Regions from separate parts of the Homo sapiens genome. Here region 1 is linked to region 2. A link is a loop called in an ENCODE intact Hi-C map of the cell type or tissue named here. Cell type or tissue: CD4-positive, alpha-beta T cell. All regions are shown on one strand. Links, peaks and the distances in the headings refer to the core of each region. The heading gives the core; the rest is flanking DNA. Region 1 has its middle 6.2 kb from the start of FBXL4. Region 2 holds the start of PNISR (PNN interacting serine and arginine rich protein).

Region 1 (10,232 bases), core at 1,151-9,150, 470 kb after region 2:
ATATAAAAACAGCAAAGCTCAAAGAGAACGTGAACTTACTGATTCAACGTGTTTTCAGAAGATGAAGGTCTGTTAGAGTCCTGAAGAAAACAAGACTGAGAAAACTTTGCCCATAAATCAGCAATTACTGGTAGTTAGTCAATATTACAGATTTGATAAAGTGCCAGAGCGCACTAATGATATGAGAACATTAAGTATTTGGTCACAAAGTCACAGCAAGTCCTTGCTCAGATTTACTTTGGAGCTGTCTGGACTTGGAGCTGTTGCTATGAATAATAAATCTGATGTTTTTCTTATGCCCTCATTTCTGTGGCATTGTGCTGCACTCACACTTGGTGAAAACAAAGGCAGGCCAAAATGCAACAGCAGCTGGAGACGTGACGTTACTGGTTTAGAATTTTTACATATAGAAAGTTAAACTGATGAAGCTCATGTATTCTTGGTAATGCCAAAATTCTGTCTCCCAAATTCTGCTGATATTGGTTACTGGGTTGCTCAATTGCTTGCAAGAAGGGCCAGGTATTTAGTCTTCTGAAATGAAAGGAATGCCCACTTGTGCCATCACCTCCTAGGTTTTTATCTTGCACCTGCCTTTACAGTAAAATGGAAATACAATATGGAATACCTCTCTCCATTCCCAAGGAAATCCAAAAACTGTCCAAATGAGTCAACACAGATATTTAACAAGATTCTATCCATTTGCTTTGCCCATGTCTCCAGCTAAAGTTAAGGCATTGCTTTGTAATTTTAGTACCTGTTCATGGTCAGTCTTCGTAGTTCAGATAAAATATTCTGCAAGTGGAATGGCCTACAACTTTCTACTCAGGGGGTAGTTCTGGGTTCAGTGACATCTGTTATCACCTGGGAGCTTGTTATTAATTCAGAACTCAGGCCCCACCCAGAATCAGAATCTGCATTTTAACATGATCTCCAGAAGATTCATAAGCACATTAAAGTTTGAGAAGCAGTGGCCTATAGGACTTTTATTACTTTTACTGCAAATGGTATTTATCAGGCATTTTATGTAAAAGAATGCCTGCTTAGATACTTATGATAGCAGTTGGAGGCACAGACAAATTGGAATAGAATATCATACCAAACACAATTTATATGTAAGATCTAACTTTTAGTTTAAGTAAACATAAATTCTTATTAGTGAGTGAATAAAATACTAATACTGTTATTGTCAAAAAATGGCCTCTCCTACCATCAAAATGCTACCTTCAAAGAAAGTAGCTCAAAACTCTACTCTTCTGAGTTTCAAATACTTGTGTTAGTCCCCTAAAGAGGTTTTTTTTTTTTTAAGTAATTGCATTAGGATTCCCTTCTAGCTGCACTAATGGCTATGGAAGAATATTCATTTTTAGGGAAATAGAACATACAAATATGAAATTAGTTCAAGACCTCTCATCCTATAAAATGGTCCAACACTATATGAATAGCAATCTACTTAGTAAATAGTAAATAAAGTGCTTGGTTCCATAATGAATTTATCACACTGATCATCGTTAAATCTTGTCTGATCCAGCTCCAATTTGTTTATACTGCCCTGGCAGCCACAGGCATTCTCAAAGGGCAAGAGGCCAGGAGCCAGGCGGAAGGAAAAATGCTGCCTGCAGCCCTTCCTGGATTATCATCCTCTTGTAATCCTAGTGGCTTGCTTTGTGAGTCATCTGTTTTGGAGGAAAAGACCGCTACTCTAAAGCAATCAAATTTCTTACCATTAAAGGCTGAAATGATAAGCAAGAAAAAAATAGTAAGAGAATGATGTATAATAAGGAGCTTTATTTATCCTTGGTTACATTTTTTTTATTATTATGCTTGAAGTTCTGGGATACATGTGCAGAACGTGCAGGTTTGTTACATAGGTATACATGTGCCATGGTGGTTTGCTGCAACCATCAGCCTGTCATTTACATTAGCTATTTCTCCTAATGCCATCCCTACCAACACCCCCACCCCCTGACAGGCCCCAGTGTATGATGTTCCCCTCCCTGTGTCTAGGTGTTCTTATTGTTCAACTCCCACTTATGGATGAGAACATGTGGTGTTTGGTTTTCTGTTCCTGTGTCAGTTTGCTGAGAATGATGGTTTCCAGCTTCATCCATGTCCCTGCAAAAGACATGAACTCATCCTTTTTATGGCTGCATAGTATTCCATTGTGTATATGTGCCACATTTTCTTTATCCAGTCTATCATTGATGGGCATTTGGGTTGGTTCCAAGTCTTTGCTATTGTGAATAGTGCTGCAATAAACATACTTGTGCATGTGTCTTTATAGTAGAATGATTTATAATCCTTTGGTTATGTACCCAGTAATGGGATTGCTGGGTCAAATGGTATTTCTGGTTCTAGATCCTTGAGGAATCGCCACACTGTCTTCCACAATGGTTGAACTAATTTACACTCCCACCAACAGCATAAAAGTGTTCCTATTTCTCCACACCCTCTCCAGCATCTGTTGTTTCTTGACTTTTTAATGATCGCCGTTCTAATTGGCATGAGATGGCATCTCATTGTGGTTTTGATTTGCATTTCTCTAATGCTTGGTCACATTTTTGATCAGCACATTAAAGAGGCAAAGGCATTTGCACCTCAAAATTCTAGAGACCTTCTACCAATGTATAACCAGAAGAAAAGAAGGGAAAGCATATTTTAAAAATCATTTTCTTTATTTCTTTTTAAATGACTTTGAAACAGAGGAATTTTTCCCAACAAGGCACTGAAAAATCTGACCAAGAAACCCCTTAACAGTTATAGTATCACAAAGGATGATATTTAAAGATGCGCTTTTAGGGAGCCTCTTATCAGATTACCTTTTTCCTTTCACAAATTATTCAGGAGAGATATAGGGCTGCCAGATGAAGGAAATGCATTATTGAAGGGTACTGGGTTTGGGGAAAACTTTATAATACAGTCTCATTAATTATTATAATTATTTAATTTTGAAATACACAAATTATTCTTGAGTCATTTGTATTTACTATGTACATTATATTACTTAAATATTAAGCATAAGGGGAAATATATTTATGGCTCAATAACAAGAACAGGATTCACTTTTGTATGTTTCAAAGGAGATGGGTAACCCAGGAAAGCATTATCTTCCATTTTTTGTTTTAAATTCACAGTTTGTGTTAACATGGGGAAGGAACATTAACAGTTGTGCAAGGGCATGTATAAAATGTATATAAAAAATCCATGTATATAAAAAATCCAGAGTTTATCTGGATAATCCAGCCCCCTCAAGTCTTCCACAGAGGACAAAATAATTGCAAGACATTGAAGACCTTGAATTATATGGAACATTCATGTTGAAACTCTCAGATAATCACTTGTCGCTTTTGAGTTACCTGTATGGACAGAAAATCCTTGTTTTTCTATAGATTACCACGTCACCCTATGAACAGACCACAGGCACCTGCCTAATACAGATACACAGGAGCTCTTTCAAAAGCAACTCCACTTAAAAAAGGAAAAAGTAGGGAGGAAAGGAATTGTAGCCTCAGTTGAGCTTACCCAAGGCCCTGGCCATAAGCTTCGTTTTCCTAGCTGTTGGTAGGTGTAAAGTTACCTCAGGAAGAGGGCTCTTTGGTCCTTTGTCTCTAGGTAGTATTTCTCCTGCATTACTCCTGACCACTGACAATCTTGATTAATGCTAAGTTTTTGAGTATATAACCCAGGCTACAGAAAAAGGGACAAATCAAATCAAAACAGCATAAACAGAACAAATTAGAAAGGCTTTTGTTTTTTAAATATATTTCAAGATATTGCTTGTAGGCCTGTGTAAAGTCAGTTTTAAGTTTTATCATATTATTTTAAATAATCTTGTAATTGGTATTCACTTATTAAGGATATTAGAAATTGTTCAGTGTAAGCTGCAAGTTAAGAGACCTACATTCAAGTCTTCACTTTGCAAGCAACTTGTCACAAATCTTTGGGTAAGTCATCCAGTCTTTCTAGGCTTTTCTTTCTTCCGGTGACAATTAAAAGGGTTAGACTAGAATGAACTTGAAGGTTCTATTCTGACATTTTGTGTTGGAAAGGCTCAATTACTGATCTTCCACATGTTTTAATAAATATTAATAAAATTCACACATTTGCATACTACCTTGTAGCTCACAAAGTACTTTCATATATATGATCTCTTTTAAATCTCTCCAGTACCTGTGAGTTAGGAACGTTTCATAAAAGCAAGAAAACTCAGAGAAGTTGCAACTTATCTAGGATCACAGAACTACTAAAATGGCAGAGCTGGATAGCAGGTCTTCCTACTTCCAAGCTCAATTTTTCCTTCTATTATATTCAGCTACTTCAAGGTTATGGTAATATGGGAGCATATTTAGTTAAGTTTATTGAAGTGTAAAGAAATATGACATCATTAAAAAAACCCAAATTTCTGGATTTAAAGTCACAGAACTAGATTTCATTGACAGCTCTGTCACTCTGATTTGGGGAATTCATTTTGTCTCTCCAAGCCTCAGTTTCCTCATCTATAATAAAAAGAATTTGGACTCCATGGATTTGGGCTTCTTCTTTGAAATTCTAGTTTTTGGGCCGGGAGTGGTGGCTCACCCCTGTAACCCCAGCACTTTGGGAGGCCCAAGCAGGCAGATTACTTGAGGCCAGGAGTTTGAAACCTGCCTGGCCAACATGGTGAAACCCCGTCTCTACTGAAAAAACAAAAATTAGTGAAGTGTGGTAGTGCACGGCTGTAATCCCAGCTACACGGGAGGCTGAGGGATGAGAATCGCTTGAACCCAGGAGGCAGAGGCTGCAGTGAGCTGAGATCACGCCACTGCACTCCAGCCTGGGCAACAGAGCGAGACTCTGTCTCAAAAATAAATAAATAAATAGGTTGGGCGTGGTGGCTCATGCCTGTAATTCCCAGACTTTGAGAGGCAGAGGCAGAGACCAGCCTGGCCAACGTGGTGAAACCCTGTCTCTACTAAAAATACAAATAATTAGCTGAGTGTGGTGGTACACGCCTATAACCCCAGCTACTCGGGAGGCTGAGACAGGAGAATCACTGGAACCTGGGAGGTGGAGGTTGCAGTAAGCTGAGATCATGCCATTGCACTCCAGCCTGGGCGACAGAGTAAGCCTTCATCTCAAAAAATAAATAAATAAGTAAATTCAAAAATTAAATAAATAACAAAATAAAATAAATAAGTAAATACAATAAAATTATGGTTTTCTTTTTAAAAACAGTGACTATTTCTAGATTAATAAATATTAAGTGGAACCTTTTTATGGACGATAAGAGGTTAAAGAAAAAAGTAGACTACAAAATTAGTCCTACTGGCTACTATTCATGCTCTTTGGCCACTGGGATATTAAAAATCTTGAACTAATATGATTGACTGAACTCTACTTTCCAGCAAACTAGTTAACCTAAGATTTCACAGAAGGATAAATTATTTTAGTGGAGTTATGTAGAAAATATATGGAGTTGCATTTTCTGAAAGGCCTTGACTTGAGAGAAGAACTTTCTTAGAAATCAATGATAGAAAACCAAAGGGACTTACTGTGAAGACATTTTTGGCCCTCTGCAATGTTCTGATTCTCTGCCCTCTGACATTGTCATGCATACTTACAATCCTGAAAGTTAATAATTGGTAGACATTTTATTTTAAGATAAAGAAAAATTACTTGAAAATAGTAAAGGGGATGATGGTGAGTGTTTCAAGAGTTAGGGACAAAGAAGAGTTTTGAACCTGCTGCTTTTTTTGCCCGCCTCCCCATCTGAGTAGAACATTGCAACTTTTGAAGCTCACATAGAATAGATCATAACTAGCTTGCTGAGTTGGTGACTTTATGCACAATTAAGCCTTGTTGGGACTTTCTTTATTTGTGATAGTGCTGTTACAGCGTGGGATGCTATTCATTTCCAAACAACATTCCATTTAATAACGAGGCATTAGTTCACCCATTAAATCAGGGCCATCACTAACTGATAAGCATCACCCTTTTTTTTTTTTTTTTGGCCTCACTTGGCTCTCCTGCCCAGCAAACAAAGCATGGCAACAACATGGCCCTTGAGATGTAAAGGTTGGAGGAAGGGTAGATTGAACAATGATGACCAAAATTCTATCTAGTCACAGAAATCTAACATTCCCCTAGGCTTTTCCTTTCTTTAAATAAGAACTTTTTATTTCTAAGCAGTACTTAAAGTGCCATTACAAACAAAGCTAAGCAAAAAAACTAAATAAATAATAGCACCAACTTCCACATCTCTTAAACATTAAAGAGATGAAAATGTATGGAGGGAAATGCAACAGATAGGCACCCAAAAGATAAGAACAAGAATGTTAATAGCAGCATTGCTTACAATAATCAAAACTAAAAACAGCTCAATGTCTATCAAGAGTAGAATAGATAAATAAATTATGGTATATTTATGTAATAGAAACTCAAGAAACTATCACTACACTTGACAACATGAATAACCCTCACAAAGCTAATGTTGTGAGAAAGAAGCCAGACTCAAAAGAGTGTGTAATGTATGATCCCATCTACCTAAAGGACAAAACTTAGGAAAATTAATCTCTGGTGTTAGAATTCAGGTTACCTTTGGGCAGGAGTAAGGAGAAGAGATTTAGGAGAGAATCTGGGAGGTTTCTGAGTACTGGTGATTATCTACTTTTTTGTCTGAATGGTGAATACAAGGGTATGTACACTCATCTTTTGCATTCTTTTCTGAATATACTTTATACTTAAATAAAAACTTATTTAGAAGTTATCTAGGATTAAGAAACCACTGTTAGACTGAATTTGAGCATTGAGTTGATGCTTATCAAATCAATGAAGTCTCACCAGCAACCATAAACAGATCAGTCTTATTTACTTATTATATTATTTTTTAATCCAGTTTTAATTTTACAATAGATTTAGATTTACAGAAAAGTTGCAGTGAATAGACTGACATTTACAGAAGAATTGCAATGACAATACAGAGAGTTCCATACATCACTCATCTAGTTTCCCCTTATTGTTAAGAGCTCATGTTACAATAGTATGTTTATTACAACTAAGAAATCAGCACTGGTGTGTTATTATTAAATAAATTCTACTCTTCATTCTAATTTCACTAGTTTTTCTACTAACGTCCTTTTTCTGTTCCAGGATTTCATTCAAAATATCATATTAGATTTTTTGAAAAGATAAGTAAAATCGACAAACCATTAGCCAGACTAAGAAAAAATGAGAAATGACCCAAATAAACAAAATCAGAGATAAAAAAGGAGACATTACAACTGATACCAGAGGAATATAAAGATCATAAGAAACTATTAGGAACAATGATATGCCAACAAATTTGGTAACCCAGAAGAAATGGATAAATTTCTGGACACATACAACCTACCAATACTGAATCATGAAGCTATAGAAAATGTGAACAAATCAGTAACAAGTGGCAGATTGAATTAGTATAAAAGGTCTCCTATTAAAGAAAAGCCCAGGACATGATGGCTTTACTTCTACCAAACATTTAAATAACAAATTGCAATTCTTCTCAAACTCTTCCAAAAAACTGAAGAGGGGGAAATACTGCCAAGGTCATTCTATGGGGCAGGCATTACCCTGATAGCAAAATCAGGCAAGGACACAACAAAAAAACAAAGCTTATAGGCCAGTATCCCTGATGAATATAAATGCAAAAATCTTCAACAAAAGAGATCACTAACGATGGTCAAGAAGGATTCATAGCAGACATGCAAGAATGATTCAACATAAAGCAAATTAATAAATGTGATACATCACTTTAACAGAATGAAGGACAAAAACCACATTGATCATTTCAATAGATACAGAAAAACATTTGACACAATTCGTTATTTTTCTCTGATAAAAGCTCAATGAATTAGGTATAAAAGGAATGTACTTCAGTACAATAAAGGCCATATATGACAAGTCCCCAACAGCTAATACACTGAATAGACAAAAGTTGAATGCTTTTCCTCTAAGAACCAGAACAAGACAAGGATGCCCGCTTTCTCACTTCTATTCAACATAGTACTGGCAATCCTAGCTAGAGCAGTTAGGTAAGAAAAAAATAAGGCATCTAAATTGTATAGAAGTTAAACGGTCCTTGTTTGCAGATGATATGACCTTATATATATAGAAAAACCTAAAGACTTTACTAAAAAAAACTGTTATAATAAATTTAGTAAGTTTGCAGGATGTAAAATCAACATACAAAAATCAGTAGCATTTCTATACACAGAAAGCACACTATTTGAAAAAGACATCAAGAAAACAATTCCACTTACAATGACTACAAAAACAACCCATAAAATAAAATACTTAGGAATAAATTTAACCAAGGAGGTGAAAGATCTGTACACTCAAACTATAAAACCTTGATGAAAGAAATTAGAGAAGATGCAAAAAATGGAAAGATATTCTGTGTTTATGGATTGGAGGAATAGTTAAAATGTCCATACCTACCCAAAGCAATCTACATATTCAATGCAGTCTCTAACAATATATCAATGATGTTCTTCCCAGAAATAGAAAAAAAAATCCTAAAATTTGTATGGAACCACAGAAAATCCTGGATAGAGAAAACAATGTTGAGCAAAAAGAATAAAGCTGAAGTCATCACAATACGTCACTTCAAAATATATTACAAAGCTATAGCAATCGAAACAGCATGGTAGTGGCATAAAAACAGACACATTAACTAATGGAACAGAATATAGAGGCCAGAAATAAAGCCACACATCTATGGTCAATTGCTTTTTTTACAAAAGGTGCCAAGAACACACAATGGAGAAAGGACAGTCTGTTCAACAGTGTTGGCAAAAACTAATGTCCACACGCAGAAAAATGAAATTAGAACCTTATCTCTCACCATATAGAAAAGTCAAGTCAAAATGGATTAAAGGCTTAAATTTAAGACCCAAAACTATGAAACTTCTAGAAGAAAGCATAGGGAAAAGTCTCCATGACATAAGTCTGGGCAAGATCTTATCTTTTTGGTTAAGATCTGAAACACATAGGCAACAAAAGTGAAAATAGACAAATGGGATAACATCAAGCTTAAAAGCTTCTGCATAGCAAAGGAAACAATCAAGTGAAGAGACAACCCACAGAATGGGAGAAAATATTTGCAAACTATTTATTTAACAAGGGATTAATAACCAGAATATTTTATATAAGGAGCTCAAACAACTCAATAGGAAAGCAAAAACAAAAACAAAAACAAAAACAAATAATCCAATTAAAAAATGGGCAGAAGATCTGAACAGGCATTTCTCAAAAGAAGACATACAAATGGCCAACTGGTATATGAAAAAATGCTCCTTATCACTAATCATCAGATAAATGCAAATCAAAACAATGAGATATCTCACCCCAGTGAGAATGGCTTTTATCAAAAAAAAAAAAAAAAAAAAAAAGCCAGGAACAAAAGATACTGGTGAGAATGTGGAGAAAGGGGAACCCGTGTGCACTGTTGGCAGGAATGAATATTACTAGAGCCACTGTGAAAAACTGTTTGAAGATTCTTCAAAAAACTAAAAATAGAACTACTATATGATTCAGCAATTCTACTATTGGGTATAGATCCAACAGAAAGGAAATACATATATCAAAGAGATATCTGCACTTCTATGTTTATTGCAGCACTATTTACAATAGCCAAGATTTAGAATTGACCTAAGTGTCCGCGCAACAGATGAATGGATAAAGAAAATGGGGTACATATACACAATAGAATATTATTCAGCCATAAAACCCTCCACAAAATCCTTTTATTTGCAACAAACATGGATAGAACTGGAGGTCATTATGATGAGTGAAATAAGCCAAGCACAGAAAGGCAAATAATGCATGTTCTCACTCATATGTGGGAGTTCAGAAAGTGGATCTCAGAGACTGAGAAGTATTGGGGGGGTGGGCCATGGGGGAGCAAGGGGAGGTAAACATACACTTAGAAGAAACATACACTTAGAAGAAATAAGACCCGGTGTTCCATAGATCAGTAGGGTGACTACAGCTAACATTTATCAATAGTACATGTCAAAATAGCCAGAAGAGAACAATTTGAATGTTCCTAGCACAAAGAAAAGATAAATATTTAAGGGGATGAGTAACCCAGTTATGCTGATTTGATTACAGAAATGAATCAAATTATCACATATACCCTGAAAATATGTACAGCTATTATGCATCAAAAAGTTGAAGAAAATAAAAATTTTAATTTTTTTGTATACAATGTATATTGC
Region 2 (10,232 bases), core at 653-8,652:
CGTATTTTAAATTGCACCCAAGAAGAAATATCTGAGATGTTTGCATTCCCATATGTATTAGGATAGGCTGAGTTGTGCTGCAGTACAACCCCAAATCCCAACTCTTAAGGGACCGGGGCCAAAAGTCCCATCAAGGTAAAGTTTTATCCTCCAAGACCAGGCTCTCTGGAAGTGCTATATCAGATTTGGATGTTTGCTCCTACTGTTCTGGAGACCCAGGAACCAAAAGGATATCTTCTGTTTTCCACATACTTAATGTACAGTGGTGGAACTGTATCTGCAACAAACATTCTGAATGGGGAAGAAGAATGGGAGATACAGTTAGGATCCCTAAGTCTAGGTATGGGGTATATTCATGATTAGGGTTCTTTTCTATCTCCTAGGAAGAATTCCCTTGTATATTGTTCTCCGTGACTCTAGAGTCCAACCTCTGGGAAAGTTTTGTTGTTGTTTTTTTTTTTTTTTTTTAATCTTCATGGCTACATCTGAACAGCTACTGAGGGATATATATGCCAACTTTGGGAGTTGCACAGCTTTTTTGAGACCATTTCTTAGATGACTAGGGACTGTAATTTCTCTTAATTTGGAATAGCCACAAGTTGTTGTAGCCAAGGTTTGTGTGTGTTTTTAATACAATTCTTAAAATTTTAGTAGGCTTCTCATCTGTAGATAGATTTGAAGGGGTGGGTTGCCCCTCCACACCTGTGGGTGTTTCTCGTAAGGTGGGACGAGAGACTTAGGAAAGAAAAAGACACAGAGACAAAGAAATAAGGGGACCCGGGGAACCAGCATTCAGCATATGGAGGATCCCGCCAGCCTCTGAGTTCCCTTAGTATTTATTCATCATTCGTGGGTGTTTCTCCGAGAGGGGGATGTGTCAGGGTCACAAGACAATTGTGGGGAGAGGGTCAGCAGACAAACACGTGAACAAAGGTCTTTGCATCATAGACAAGGTAAAGGATTAAGTGCTGTGCTTTTAGATATGCATACACGTAAACATCTCAATGCTTTACAAAGCAGTATTGCTGCCCACATGTCCCACCTCCAGCCCTAAGGCGGTTTTTCCCTATCTCAGTAGATAGAACGTACAATCGGGTTTTATACTGAGACATTCCATTGCCCAGGGACGGGCAGGAGACAGATGCCTTCCTCTTGTCTCAACTGCAAGAGGCATGCCTTCCTCTTATACTAATCCTCCTCAGCACAGACCCTTTACGGGTGTCGGGCTGGGGGACGGTCAGGTCTTTCCCCTCCCACGAGGCCATATTTCAGACTATCACATGGGGAGAAACCTTGGACAATACCTGGCTTTCCTAGGCAGAGGTCCCTGCGGCCTTCCGCAGTTTTTGTGTCCCTGGGTACTTGAGATTAGGGAGTGGTGATGACTCTTAAGGAGCGTGCTGCCTTCAAGCATCTGTTTAACAAAGCACATCTTGCACCGCCCTTAATCCATTTAACTCTGAGTTGACACAGCACATGTTTCAGAGAGCACGGGGTTGGGGGTAAGGTTATGGATTAACAGAATCTCAAGGCAGAATAATTTTTCTTAGTACAGAACAAAATGGAGTCTCCCATGTCTTCTACTTTCTACACAGACACAGTGACAATCTGATCTCTCTTGCTTTTCCCCACAAGTTTGAATCACAAAAGATTTTAGGTAAGAACAGGCAGTCATTGAACATAAGTTTACCTTACTTTCTCCAACCTGGCCTAAATGGACAATACCTGCATAAAGCCCAATGGGATCTATTGTTAAATAACTAAAGTATTATTTTATACCCTCGTATTTCATTATGCCAGATTCACTACTATCTAGGAAATGCTTAAGTAACTATATTAAGAATCAAAGAGTAGGCTGGGTGCGGTGGCTCACACCTGTAATCCCAGCACTTTGAGAGGCTGAAGTGGGCAGATCATGAGGTCAAGAGATCGAGACCATCCTGGCCAACATGGTGAAACTCTTTCTCTACTAAAAATACAAAAATTAGCGGGGCGTGGTGGCATGCGCCTATAGTCCCAGCTACTTGGGAGGCTGAGGCAGGAGAATCGCTTGAACCCAGGAGGCAGAGGTTGCAGTGAGCCAAGATCACGCCACTGCACTCCAGCCTGGCAACAGAGTGAGACTCCATCTCAAAAAAAAAAAAAAAAAAAGTTGTAATTTGTAATGATGTGCCTGTAGCATACTAGCTTTAAATATTTTTCATCCTCCATTGTATTATGTGGTAAAATATATACAACATAAAATTTACCACTTTAACCATTTTTAGGTGTATAATTAGGGTCATTAAGTGCATTCACATTTCCAGAATTCTTTCATCATCCCAAACGGAAACTCTGTACCCATTAAACAGTAACTTCTCATTCCCGCCTTCTCCCAACTCCTGGGAACCTCTATTCTACTCTCCATCTGTGTGAATTTGCCCATTCTAGGCGCTTCATATAAGTGAAATTGTACAATATATGTCCTTTTGTGTCTGGTTTATTTCATCTTGCATGTTTTCAAGGTTTATCCATATTGTAGCATGTATCAGAATTTCATTCCCTTTTAAGGCTGAATAATATTCAATTGTATATATATACCACAGCTTTAAATTTTTATTAGGTTTTAAGATGGATGTGATATGGCACCTAATAACACTATAAAGGTTCAAATCTCAAGAAACAGCAATAGTTCCTATTTCGATATATTTTCCACATATCATCTTACTTAGCTTATTTCCATTTTGCTTTAAGGATAATTTGTTTCTGTAATAATGGAAGGTGACATGTCCTCCCCTAGAATTTTCTACTTCACTCCATTCATTCATTCATTCATTCATTCATTCATTGAGACAGAGTCTCGCTGTGTAGCACAGGCTGGAATGCAGTGGCACGATCTCGGCTCACTACAACTTCCACCTCCCGGGTTCAAGTGATTCTCATGCATCAGCCTCCTGAGTAGCTGGGCCACCACACCCAGCTAATTTTTGTATTTTTTTGTAGGCAGTTTCCCCATGGTGGCCAGGCTAGTCTCAGACTCCTGGCCTCAGGTGATCCACCCTCCTTGGCCTCCCAAAGTATTGGCATTACAGGCGTGAGCCACATTGGCCAAATTTTCTACTTTAAACACTGAAAACAGAGGAAGTTAATAAAAATTTTAACCTATAAAGTCCCCTGGTTGTTAGTCATTAACAGCAGATTGTCAGATAAGACTGGTAAAATGATGGCTGCTAAGCATTTGATGATCCAGGCGCAGGATGATCAAACTGCAGCAGATCATGCACGTGACAGCTGCTTACATAGAAATTTAACACCACAACACACATTCTTAGAAAATTCTGTGTTGAAATACATACACTTACCTGATGTGTCCATAAGATCATAATGTTACGGGGAACTCTTAGAACAGAGTGGTTAGAGAAAGGGAACTGGAATTGGAACTGTAAAATTCATTTTCTGGTCTGGTAAATAGCAATTGCTGAGGGTGTCTCATTAAACTGGCACAAGGAACAAAATGTGAGGTATTTAATAATCCTCTCCACTTCACAATGCATTTCCAAAATGACTGGCCTACATTAGGATCATTGTTGAACATATTAATGCAAACATATAGCAGATGTAAAAATTTCTGTGTGCAAAGCAGATGCTGGCCACTTGGAGGGCAGAGGTGAGGGGGAAATCCCTTACCCGAAAATTGCCTCACCTTTACTAGGGAAACAAGCAAAGAATTACAATATGATTATAGAGAGTAGGAACATGACAGTTTCACTAGGCCAATCAGGTTTCTCTAAGAAGATAGAACATTCCTCTGATGAGAATGTTTCTCAGAGAATTAAACTTGAAAATCAGACCTGATGCAAAAAACTTGGAAAATGCACAAAATCACAGAGCAAAATTAGAGATTACTGATAACATGTGGTATATGTCCTTCTAGTTTTTGCTCCATACAGTGGTTTTTATTTATTTTATTCTTTTGAGACAGAGACTCACTCTGTTGCCCAGGCTGGAGTGCAGTGGAGGGATCTCGGCTCACTGCGACCTCTGACCCTGAGTTCAAGCAATTCTCCTGCCTCAGCCCCCCTAGTAGCTAGGATTACAGGCGCCTGCCACCACGCCCAGGTAATTTTTGTATTTTTAGTAGAGACGGGGTTTCACCATGTTGGCCAGGCTGGTCTTGAACTCCTGACCTCAAGTGATCTGCCCGCCTCGGCCTCCCAAAGTGCTGGGATTACAGGCGGGAGCCACCAAGCCCGGCCCATACAGTGATTTTTTAAAATCAGACTGTCCAGTAGTCTTATTTGTGCTAAGTGGAAATTAGGGAAAGGGTCAGAGAAATAGGGATTTCCTTTTGCCTTCAGTAGTATCCTCATGAACCTGCGTCATGGTGTTGTTAGGTGTAATTAATGAAGGTTTCTCACAAGATAAAATGTTATTTTGAGGACCACGTCCGTGGATTGGAGGAAAGGCAGATGGTTAGCTAGTGACGACTTTATTATAATGCTAATTCAGGAGTATCTGGGTCTCTAGTGCTGAGGAAAACTGAATTTTCATGCAAAGGGCATCTATATTTTCACATCTGTATCTTTATCCATCTAGCTGTGCTCTTACTATTTTGTTTCTACGGTAATTTGCTATTTCTTTTGCACGACAATTGCCCAATGAAATAATTCAGATACTTCGTGCACTTTGTCACGCAGAAGTTTTCATGTTACTCTCTGGAAAGGCACTTCCCAAGATGTAGCTAATAAACACTGTATCTTTGGAACATTTTTGTTTTCCTTTTAACTTGTAGCTCCTAGCCTGGAAATTGATACTTTTGACACTTGAACGTTGTTCATATAAAAACACTGTGAAATCAACATACTGTCTTTGAGGAATGGCATTGCATGCGTCCTTTTGAGAAGCCATCTTGTAGTTGAAGGAAAGCAGCAGGACGGAAACCAGACTTCCCCCCCACGGTTCCCTAAAAGTCACGGATAAAGAATGAAAAACCGGGACTAGTTAAGCCAAGGAGAGAAGAGCAAGTGTTCCCGGAAGGGGGCGCGATGTGTTGAGGTTAACAAAGAGAAAGACAGCTGCGGGGTCAGCTAAGGTCTCCGCTTTCGCTACCGACCCAGACTGCTCACCTTCACAAACTCACGTTTTCCTCAAGCGGCACCCTCGGCAGCGCTCAAGTGAGAGTATTCCATCCTTGGAATACTCCGAGAAGGTTCGAGCCAGAAGTTGGATTGCCTGAAATGCCGCTTCCAGCGCACTAAGTAACTTGAACTGCGCTAAGCAACTGGCCAGAATTGGTTTGGTTTGGTTTGACCCTGGGGTTCCTCCGTAGTCTGTAAGTGGAGTTGCGAACTCAACCCCTTCTCCAAGGCGGGAGTGTTTCTAGGAGGGAACATACTTCCCCTTAAAGGAAGATCACGTTGCTAAAGTAAAAAATTTGAAGGCGCCCTATGTGTAGAACACTTACGTTCTTGGCTTTCTGGCCACTATAAAGATGGGTCGGGAATGGCGCCAGCTACGTTAAAAAGTAACGTGCAGGAATGGTTCAGTTGCCCGGTGTTGACCAGAGTAGAGATGGTTTTGCCCACAAAAAAAATGGCGCCGAAACATGTCAATCCGCACAATCACGTGTTCACAAACCTGGATGAGAGATGGTATGGCTTCAGATGACAAACGGATGTTATTATTCTTTACTTCCGGGTGAGACAAATCGGGCGCCATCTTGTCTTGTTCCCGAAGAAGTAGAAGCATCGAAAGCGTTGGAGAGGTGTTACCGGAACGGCGGCGACAAGGGTGTTCCCGAACTAGAGTGGGTAAGTGATGGAGAACAATTATACGTGGGCACTTGCCGGACCATTACAACGTTCTTGGTTTCTGTGGCGAAGGTAGCATAACTTAAAATAGGCTGCGTACGCTGCTTGGCGCGACCGCTGGAACCTCATTCCTTTAAAGCGCTGCGGTCCGCCAGACTTGGTAAATCAGAGCGCTGCTTTCGCTGAAAAGGAAATGTCCTTGTTAAAGAGAGTGCTCACGGTCCCATCTTCTCACAGAGTTTCCTCTCGGACGAGAAGGGACTAATTGTTGGGTTCCTGACCGGCCGTTAAACACTGCGCGTGCGCAGTGGGAACCCCCTTGTGGGAAGGGGGTTCATGGGGGCGGAGGAGGCGGGGGCTCGCGACCTGGAGCTTATACCCTTTGAGGCTCTGACTACGCAGGCGCAGTTCCTTAGTTTGTGTTTTTCGTGTGTTCTTACCCAATGATGGATATTATGTGTTAAGCTTCGCTAAAGGTAGTATCCAATATTTCAGTTTTTTACCCTGTGGTGGATAGTATCGTCATCTGAACAAATTGAGCATTAGACAAATTTGTTTGTGGGTTGTTAAATTAACATTCTAGCTTAAGATTTTAATTCAACATTAATCTTTTACATCTTTTTACTTCCCCCTGCCCCCAAGTAAAACAAAATAAACTTAGAATTCCTCATTTGAGTGCAGCAGGGCGAAAACAACAGCAACCAGACTACTAAAGATTTTACTTGTGGAATTTTTTTGTAAAGTGGCAAAGGGCTTATAGAGAAAACAGTTCTTTAAAGATGTTCTTGAGAGTTTTTTTTTTTAACTTACTAATAGACTTTATGTTTTAGAACAGTTTTTGTTTACGTTGAGCACATACGACGTCCCCACTACACACACAGTTTATCTTCTTATTAATAGATGTTAGTATGGTACATTTGTTGCAACTAATGAACCAATAATGATAAATTATTAACTAAGGTCCATAGTTTATTCCTACTTCCTCACATTTTACCTAAAGTCCTTTTTCTGTTCCAGGATGCCAGCTAGGATATCACATTACATTTAGTTGTTGTATATTCTTAGGCTGTATATTCTTGGCTGTGACAGTTTCTCAGGCTTAACTAGTTTTTGATGACTGTTAAGGGCTGACTTGTGCCCCTCTAAAATTCGTATCTTGAAGTCCTAACCTCAGTACCCCAGAACGTGACTGTATTTGGAGAGAGGGTCTTTAAAGAAGATGAGGTCACTAGGGTGGACCTTAGCCCAATATATTAATAACTGCTGTCCTTATAAGAAGAGAGTAGGATACAGAGGGATGATCATGTGAAGACATAGGGAGAAGACAACCATCCACAAGCCAAGGAGAGAGGCCTTAGAATGAAATCAACCCCATAGAGCTTACACTATACGCCTCCAGAACAGTGAGGAAATAAATTTCTGTTGCTTAAGCCACCCAGTCTTTGGTACTTTGTTATGGCAAGCATACCAAACTAATACAGTGACCTTGACATTTTTTGAGGAGTATGGTCAGGTATATTGTAGGGTGCCCTGCTATTGGAATTTGCCAGACGATTTTCTCATGATTAAAATGGCCTTACGGACTATATCAGGGGAAGATCACAGAGGTAAGATGCCCTTTTCAACACATGCTATCAAGGATACATACTATCAAGGTGACTTATCACATTATTACTGACCTTGATCATCCTTCTGGAGTAGCGTTTGTTAGATTTATCCACTGTAAAGTTACTTCCCCCACCCCTTTTTATACTGTTCTCTTTGGAAGGAAGTCACTTTGCAGAGCCCACGCTTACTGAATGGACAGTTGTGCTCTTCCTCAGTTAGGGTGGAATATTTACATAATTTATTTGGAATTCTCTGTGGGAGATTTGTGTCTTCCCTCACATTTATTTGTTAGTTTATTTTATCATATCCTTATGGGCTTGTGGATGTTTATTACATAACTTATATTATAATCCAGTACTTCTTTATTTTGTTGCTCAAATTGTACCAGCTTTGGCCATTGGCAGCTCTTCGAGTTGTCTACTGTTCTCCTTTGACATGTTCCTATCAATTTTTTTTTTTTTAGCACTTTATTGCTTCCTGGCAGTATACATGCCCCAGACTCATCTTTTATATTTCCTGTCGCAGTCCTAGAGTCAGCTATTTCTTTAAAGATCTCTGATTCCTTTTATTGAAGAATGGTATTAAAACCAAGTTCTCGTGCCTAGGTGTGCTTGTTGCTACTAGGGTGTCATTTTGGGCGCTCTCGCTACATTTATTTTTAAATTATTATTGGGGGGGTATTTATAACCGACTCTCCAATTCTCCAGTTTTTTTTTTTTTTTTTTTTTTTGAGACAGAGTGTCACTCTGTTTCCCAGACCGGAGTGCAGTGGTGGCACAATCTTGGCTCATTGCAACCCCTGCCTCCCGGGTTCAAGTGATTCTCCTGCCTCAGCCTGCTAAGTAGCTGGGACTACAGGTATATGCCACCATGCCCAGCTAATTTCTGTATTTTCAGTAGAGTGGAGGTTTCGCCATGTTGGCCAGGCTGGTCTCGAATTCCTGGCCTCAAGTGATGAACCCACCTTGGCCTGCCAAAGTGCTGGGTTTACAGGCATGAGCCGCCATGCTTGTCCTCCACTTTTAAAATAGTCTTTTGAGCTACAAGCTGCAAGTATTTCAGTATATACTAAAATGCATGTCACATAAAGTAGCAAAATTTCTGTTTTCCGTATTTCGAATGATTACAAGATTAATTTTTACCAGTGCCATTTCCACCTAATCTGAATTAAACAAATAAATTCTTTTTTGACTTTGAGGTCAGTCAACTCATGTAAGACTGAAATGTCAGGGGTGAAGAGGATTGTTGTATTTTCTGGCTTCTCAGCTTTGTGGTTGATTTGAGAAATATTTCATCCTATGCATCAAATGATAGATGTGTTTCTGTAGCTCTTTGATTTTGTAGTTGATGCTCAAGGACTTTAAAATACCACATTTTAATTCTCATCCATCTCTGTCACAGTCTCTGAGTGACTTTTGTAAATATTAATGATTGTCATTTTGGCCACACGGGGTGGCTCATGCCTGTAGTCCCAGCACTTTGGGAGGCTGAGGAGGATGGATCATTGAGGCCAGAAGTTTGAGGATAGCCTGGGCAACATGGTGAAACTCCATCCCTACTAAAAAATACAAACATTATCCTCGCGCGGTGGCATGCACCTGTAGTCCCAGCTACTCGGGAGGCTGAGGCATGAGAATTGCTTGAACCTGGGAGGTGGAGGTTGCCGTAAGCCGAGATCACACTGCTGCATTCCAGCCTGGGCGACAGAGTGAGAATTTCTCAATAATAAATAAATGATTGTCATTTAAACAAGTTGTTTTAGGACCTCAAAGCGATGAAGTTCTAATATAGATACATTTAAGAAAAGGATAAAATAGATGATGGCCATTTCTGGTTGTATTAGTTTTCTAGGGATATTGTAGCAAATTACCACAAACTGGCTGATTTCAAACAACAGAAATTTATTCTTCCACAGTTCTGAAGGCTAACAGTGTAAAATTGAGGTTTTGGTAGGGCATGCTCTCTAATGGCTTTGTAGGGGATTCTTGTCTCTTCCTAGCTTTTGGTAGTTCTTGTCAATCCTTGATGTTCCTTGGCTTATAGAGCCATCTACTCCCAATCTGTACCACTGTGGTCATGTTACATTCTCCCTGTAAGTGTCTTATGTCTCCTTTTTAATAAGGTCCCTCCTAATCAAATATGAACTCACTGTAATTTGAATACATCTGCAAAGACCCTATTTACAAATAAGGACATACTCACAAGTATCACTTGATACTCACAAGTATCAGGAGTTAGGACTTCAGTGTATCTGTTGGATGGGGACACAATTCATTCCATAACACTGGTGATAGCTATCACTTGATTTTTTTGCGGCAGTGTGTGGTGGCTTTGATGATCTGATACAAACCTTGGTTATTCATCTTTCTGTTCTTCCCAGACCCCATTTGTTTTCCAAGGAAATAGCAGTTCACTTTACCACATGAAGGGAAATACTGTTAGGAAAGTCTTGCAGCCTTGCCCGTCATTAATCAAATTTCTCCAAACTTGAAAACCCAAGCCTAACAAGCTTTAAAATTAAGTCTAAAGGAAGAGTGAATAAATTGGAATCAATTTTTGATATTATAAAATCACAGTAGCAATATTGGAATGTCATTTTCATGGTTGAACATTAATGTATTTACTTGCTAACATTTCAGTGAATTATAAATATTTAACCACTTAACATGGACAAAACATTATGGAGAATTTAAATTATTATAAAATGTTTTCTCTCCCCTAAAGAAGATTTTTGTTTGAGCCAAGACAAAAACATGAAAATTTAATGCAGACCCTCTATAAAAAGTATTATTGTATGTCATCTTTAACTTATTAAATGAAAGCTTTCAAACAGTG

What was found. Hi-C counts contacts between places; a loop is a spot of excess contacts. Peaks named below come from ENCODE experiments on the same cell type or tissue, not always from the same donor. Only the 100,000 strongest peaks of a DNase experiment are listed, where the experiment ranks them.
Region 1: it touches region 2 in a loop (4-fold over the local background); 9 of 110 quality-filtered maps call a loop at or near these places.

Annotation. Positions count from the first base shown.
Region 1 is chr6:98,949,031-98,959,262 of GRCh38, reverse strand. No RefSeq gene overlaps it. Among named protein-coding and RNA genes, the nearest start is that of FBXL4, 6.2 kb to the right of the region's middle. In CD4-positive, alpha-beta T cell, for the core only: no CTCF peak of the experiment used is centred there; no DNase peak of the experiment used is centred there.
Region 2 is chr6:99,420,772-99,431,003 of GRCh38, reverse strand. PNISR (PNN interacting serine and arginine rich protein) reads left to right here and starts at 5,696. Exons shown (of 12, transcript NM_032870.4): 1 at 5,696-5,789. It overlaps PNISR-AS1 (PNISR antisense RNA 1), which reads right to left and starts at 6,133. Exons shown (of 3, transcript NR_125843.1): 1 at 5,890-6,133; 2 at 5,617-5,780; 3 at 1-291. RefSeq lists enhancers at 4,895-4,944, 4,837-5,131, 5,015-5,234, 4,834-5,354, 5,355-5,874 and 3 more and a silencer at 6,038-6,218. In CD4-positive, alpha-beta T cell, for the core only: no CTCF peak of the experiment used is centred there; DNase peaks (open chromatin) are centred at 5,023, 5,603 and 6,133; H3K4me3 peaks cover 3,194 bases; H3K27ac peaks cover 2,109 bases.